Regions from separate parts of the Homo sapiens genome. Here region 1 is linked to region 2. A link is an interaction called in ENCODE POLR2A ChIA-PET data of the cell type or tissue named here. Cell type or tissue: PC-3. All regions are shown on one strand. Links, peaks and the distances in the headings refer to the core of each region. The heading gives the core; the rest is flanking DNA.

Region 1 (2,904 bases), core at 169-2,668, 100 kb before region 2:
TCATCAGTATCATGCATCAGTGTGATACATTTTTACAATGATTAATCAGTATTGATACATTATTATTAACTAAACTCCGTAGTTTATATTAGGGTTCATTCTTTGAGTTTTACAGTTCTATGGGTTTCGACAATTACCTAATGTCATAAATCCCCAGTACAGTATCACACAGAATAGTTTCACTGCTGAAAACCTCCTTGTATTCAACTCAATTCATCCCTCCTTCACGCTTGGCAATCACTGATCATTTTACTATCTCTACCATTTTGACTTTCCTGGAATGTCCTAGTGTTGGAATCATACAGTGTATAGAGTTTTTAGACTAGTTTCTTCCTAGCGTTATGTATTTAAAGTTCCTCCATGTTTTTTCATGGCTTGATAGCTCATTTCTTTTTATCACTGAATAATATTCTATTGTACAGATATACCATGTTTGTTTAGCCATTCACTTAGTGAAGGACATTTTGGTTACTTCCAATTTTTGACAAGTATGAGTAAAACTGTTCTAAATACTTGGATGCGAGTTTTTTGAGTAAGCATGTTTTCACATTACTTTGGTAAATACCTAAAACTGCCATTGCTGGATTATATTGCGATACTATGTTTAGCGTTGTAAAAAAAAACCTGCCAAACTGTTTTCCAAAGTGACTACCATTTTGCATTTCCACTGCAATGAATGAGAGTTCCTGTTGCTCTACATCTTTGACAGCCTTTGGTATTGTCCCTTCTTTGGATTTTAGCCATTCTATTAGGTGTATAGTGATATCTCATTGTTTTAATATGCAATTTCCTAGTGACAAATGATTTTGAGCATCTTTTTCATATGCTTATTTGCCATCCATATATCTTTTCCGGTGAAGTGTCCAGATCTTTTGTCTATTTTTGAATTGGGTTGTTTGCTTTTTTATTATTGAGTTTTAAGAGTTCTTTATATATTTTGGACACCAGTCTTTCATCAAATCTGTATTTTGCAAATATTTTTCCCAGACTATAACATGTTTATTCATTCTCCTAACAGTGTCTTTCACAAAGCAGTTTTTAATTTTAATGAAGTTCAACTTATCAATTTTTTGTTTCCTGGATTGTGCTTTTGTCATTGTATCTAAGAAGTCATCACCAAACCCAAAGTCACCTAGATTTTCCCCTATGTTATTGTCTAGGAGTCTTACAGTGTTTTTTTTGTTTTTGTTTTTTTTTTTTGAGACAGAGTCTTGCTCACCCAGGCTGGAGTGCAGTGGTGCCATCACGGCTCACTGCAACCTCTCCCTCCTGGGTTCAAGCAATTTTCCTGCCTCAGCCTCCTGAGTAGCTAGGATTACAGGTGTGCGCCAACATGCCTAGCTAATTTTTGTATTTTTAGTAGAGACGGGGTTTCACCATGTTGGCCAGGCTAGTCTTGAACTCCTGATCTTGTGATCCGCCTGCCTTGGCCTCCCAAAGTGCTGGGATTACAGGTGTTAGCCACCACGCCCGGCCCGAGTCTTACAGTTTTGCACCTTACATTCAGGTGTAAGATCCATTTAGTGAAAGGTGTAAAATCTGTGCCTAGATTTATTTATTTTTCGCATGTGGATGTCTAGTCATTCTAGCACCGTTTGTTGAAAAGACTATCCTTGCCCTGTTAAATTGCTTTTGTGCCTTTCTCAAAGATCAGTTGACTATTTATGTAGGACTATTTCTGAGCTCTGTGTTCTTTTCCAGTAACCTATTTGTCTGTTTTTTCTTTCTTCACCAATTCCACACTGTTTTGGTTACTTTAGCTTTATAATTAGTACTGAAGTTGGCAGTGTCAGTTCTCTGGGGATTTTTCTGATCTTTACTATGAGTACCTGGTTGGGCTCCTGGTGGTAAAACTTAGAAAACTGTGAGTTCCCCCTAAGTCTGGGCCCCAAGTTTTTAATGCTCAAGCCAGGCCACCCTCAGCTTCTAGAAATCTGTCAGTATCATTTATGTGCTCTTTCCAGTTGCTGGCTTCAGCATGTTCTCTTCCTGCTAACCTCTGATTCCCTGTATTTGCCTGTCTGTTTAGTTTTCAGGGTGGCAATTTGCCCTGTGACCTCTCCTCTAGTCCATCTAAGAAGGGTTGATAATTTTCAGTTTGTTGAGCTTTTTTCTTGTTGTGAGGACAAGTGGTGACTTCCTAACTCTTTACATGTTGGAGTAGAAACCGGAAATTTCATTTAAAAAATTACTTGTAATAAAAGTCACTAACTGTAAATGTAGAATTTAGTCATTTAAGTAGATATATAGAATTTTGCAGCCATCACCTCAGTCCCCTCTTAGAATACATTTCTTACCTTCCCAAATTCTCCAGAGCCTCTTTGCGGTTATTTTCTAATCCCTGGTCACCATGATGGAGCCTGAACAAAATAAAAATTTGGAAAACAGACAACATTAAATTTAAACTTTTATTAGATTGGAATTTTATGTAATGGACCATTGTCTTACTTTTGTGGCAACTAGAAGAGATATTGTATTCTAAGGACTTTCTTTGGGGGAACTTAATAGTAGTCCTGTTTATTGCTGTCCTTGAATTGGTTCATTCGTGCTGCTGACTGATAGTTGCTATCAAACCTTATCTGGTGAGCACAAGTGAAAGAGCTAAAAAAAAAATCTTCTATTAGAAATGTAGATGATGAATTTACAGATAATGTTATGTGGAGTTAAGTATTTTTTTTTTTTTTTTGAAACAGAGTTTTGCTCTTGTTGCCCACGCTGGAGTGCAATGGCACGATCTTGGCTCACCGCAACCTCTGCCTCCCGGGTTCAAGGGATTCTCCTGCTTCAGCCTCTGGAGTAGCTGGGATTACAGGTATGCGCCACCGCGACCTGCTAATTTTGTATTTTTAGTAGAGACGGGGTTTCTCCATGTTGGTCCGGCTGGTCTTGAACTCCCAACCTCAG
Region 2 (2,904 bases), core at 295-2,794:
TCCTCCTTAAGGAATTTTCTCTCCCGTTCCTGGCGGCGCAGCCGCTGTTCCTCCTCGAGGAATTTTCTCCCTTGTTCCTGATGGCGCAGTTCCTCTTCGCGGAATTTTCTGTCACGCTCTTGGCGGCGCAGCGGCTGTTCCTCCCTTTCCTGGAGCAGCTGTTCCTCCTCGCGGAATTTTCTGTCTGTCTCTTGACGGCGTCTCTTCTCTTCTCTTTCCTCTCTCAGCAACTGCTTTTCCTCTTGGGACTTCCTGTCGCGCCTTTTGGCTTCCTTTTGCTCTTCTCGCTCCAGCTGTTCTTCCTCTGGGAAATGCCTGTCGCGCTGCTGCCAGCGCCTCCTCTCTTGCTCACGATCTCGCTCTTGCTGTTCACCCAGCAGGTGCTGCAGATCTTGCTGGGATTGTCTGTCGCGCAGCTGGGAATCTTCCAACTGCCGGAACTGTTCATTCTCTCTGCCTTTGCAGTAAACCTTGTTATCACGAACTGCATTTTCTTTTTCTGGTTCCCACTGCCATTTCAGATCACTGCGCTGATCCTCATCCCGGTATCGCTGCTTCCTTTTCTGGCGCTGAAGCTCTTCCTCCTCCCGATACTGCCTCTCCCGCTCCTGGCGCCTTTTCTCCTGTTCCTCTCTCAGCAGCTGCTCTTCCTCCTGCTGCAGCTCCTCTTCCTCGCGGTATTGCCTCTCCAGCTCCTGGCGCCTTCTCTTCTCCGGTTCCTCTCTCAGCAGCTGCTCTTCCTCCTGCTGCACCTCCTCTTCCTCCCGATATTGCCTCTCCAGCTCCTGGCGCCTTCTCTTCTCCCGTTCCTCTCTCAGCAGCTGCTCTTCCTCCTGCTGCAGCTCCTCTTCCTCCCGACATTGCCTCTCCCGCTCCTGGCGCCTTCTCTTCTCCGGTTCCTCTCTCAGCAGCTGCTCTTCCTCCTGCTGCAGCTCCTCTTCCTTCCGATATTGCCTCTCCAGCTCCTGGCGCCTTCTCGTCTCCCGTTCCTCTCCCAGCAGCTGCTCTTCCTCCTGCTGCAGCTCCTCTTCCTCCCGATATTGCCTCTCCCGCTCCTGGAGTCTTCTTTTCTCCCGTTCCTCTCTCAGCAGCTGCTCTTCTTCCTGCTGCAGCTCGTCTTTTTTGCGGTACTGCCTCTCCCACTCCTGGCGCCTTCTCTTCTCCCGTTCCTCTCTCAGCAGCTGCTCTTCCTCCTGCTGCAACTCCTCTTCCTCGCGGTATTTTTTCTCCCGCTCCTGGCGCCTTCTCTTCTCCGGTTCCTCTCCCAGCAGCTGCTCTTCCTTCTGCTGCAGCTTCTTATCCTTCCGATATTGCCTTTCCCGCTCCTGGCGTCTTCTTTTCTCCCGTTCCTCTCTCAGCAGCTGCTCTTCCTCCTGCTGCAGCTGCTCTTCCTCGCGGTATTGTCTCTCCTGTTCTTGGCGCCTTCTCTTCTCGCGCTCCTCTCTCTGTAGCTCCTCCTCCTCCTCCTGCAGCAGCTGCTGTTCCTTCCTCAGCTGCTCTTGTAGGGCTGGCTTGGCGTACAGCGTGTGGCGGCGTCTCTTCCTTTCTTCTTCTAGTTGCCACCTCCATTTTTGGTCGCGGCGCTGCTCCTGGCTTCGCCTCCTCTCCTGATCCTCCTGGAGGCCGTCCTCCTCCTCCTGGAGCTGTTGGGCACGCTCCCGCCGCTGGAGCTGCTCCTCTTCCTCCAGGAACTGCAGCTCTTTCTCCCTCTCGCGTCGCTGGCGGCGCCGCTGCTCCTTCTCCTCCTCCTCCGGGAGAAACCGTTGTTCCCGCTGCTGGCGCTCCTCGGCCCTCAGCTGCCTCTCCCGCTGCTCCCGCAATGGGGGCCTGGCCGACAGCCTCTGACGGCCCCTCTCGCTCTTTTCCTCCGCCTGCCACTGCCATGTGAAGTCCCGGCGCTGCTCCTCTTCCTGCTGCTGCCGGTGAGCCCGTTCCTCCTCCTGCCATTGCAGCTCACTCTCCCGGCGCCGCCTCTTTTCCTCCTGCTCTTGGCGGCGCCTCTGCCCTTCCTGCTTGCGGGGCCTCGAGTAGACTTTGCTTTGCCGTGCGTCGGCCTCGCTTTCTAGCTGCCACTGCCACTTCGGGATGCGGCTCTTAATCCGCTCCCGGGCCTGTTCCTGCTCCTCCTCAGCTAGCTCCTGCTCGCGCCTCTCTTCCTCATGCTCGCGCTTCAGCCGCTGCTCGAGCCTCTCTTCCTCCTCCTCGCGCTTCAGCCGCTGCTCGCGCCTTTCCTGCTGCTCGCGCCTTAGTTGCTGCTGGCGCCTCTCCTCCTGCTCCTCGCTCTTCAGCAGCTGCTGGCGCCTCTCTTCCTCCGGCTCCTCGCGCTTCAGCCGCTGCTCGCGCCTCTCCTCCTGCTCGAGTCTCTCCACCTCCTCGCGCTTCAGTCGCTGCTCGAGCCTCTCTTCCTGCTCGCGCTTCAGCCGCTGCTGGCGCCTCTCCTCCTCGCGCTTCAGCAGCTGATCGCGCCTCTCCTCCTGCTCGCGCTTCAGCCGCTGCTCTCGCCTCTCCTGCTCGAGCCTCTTCTCCTCCTCGCGCTTCAGCAGCTGCTCGCGCCTCTCCTCCTGCTCGCGTCTTAGTTGTTGCTCGCTCCTCAACCGCTGCTGGAGCCTCTCTTCCTCCTCCTGGCGCTTCAGCCGCTGCTCGCGCCTCTCCTCTTGCTCCCGCCTTAGTTGCTGCTCGCGCCTCTCCTGCTGCTCGCGCCTCTCCTCCTCCTCGAGCTTCAGCCAACGTTCGCGCCTCTCCTCCTCCTGGTCGCGCTTCAGCTGCTGCTTGCGCCTCTCCTGCTCGTGCCTCTCCGTCTCCTCCTCGCGCTTCAGCCAATCGCGCCTCTCCTCCTGCTCGCGCTTCAGCCGCTGCTCGCGCCTCTCCTGCTCGTGCTTCTGCTCGTGCCTCTCCTCCTCCTGC

The links. ChIA-PET counts read pairs that join two places held together with the same protein. Peaks named below come from ENCODE experiments on the same cell type or tissue, not always from the same donor. Only the 100,000 strongest peaks of a DNase experiment are listed, where the experiment ranks them.
Region 1: POLR2A ChIA-PET joins it to region 2 with 29 read pairs; 5 of 35 experiments call an interaction of 5 or more read pairs at or near these places.

The regions. Positions count from the first base shown.
Region 1 is chr1:152,007,870-152,010,773 of GRCh38, forward strand. It overlaps LOC105371442 (a long non-coding RNA gene), which reads right to left. Exons shown (of 3, transcript XR_001738235.2): 3 at 2,297-2,360. Among named protein-coding and RNA genes, the nearest start is that of S100A10, 15 kb to the left of the region's middle. In PC-3, for the core only: no CTCF peak of the experiment used is centred there; no DNase peak of the experiment used is centred there.
Region 2 is chr1:152,109,030-152,111,933 of GRCh38, forward strand. It overlaps TCHH (trichohyalin), which reads right to left. Exons shown (of 3, transcript NM_007113.4): 3 at 1-2,904. Among named protein-coding and RNA genes, the nearest start is that of TCHH, 5.0 kb to the right of the region's middle. In PC-3, for the core only: no CTCF peak of the experiment used is centred there; a DNase peak (open chromatin) is centred at 1,452; H3K4me3 peaks cover 2,500 bases; H3K27me3 peaks cover 2,500 bases.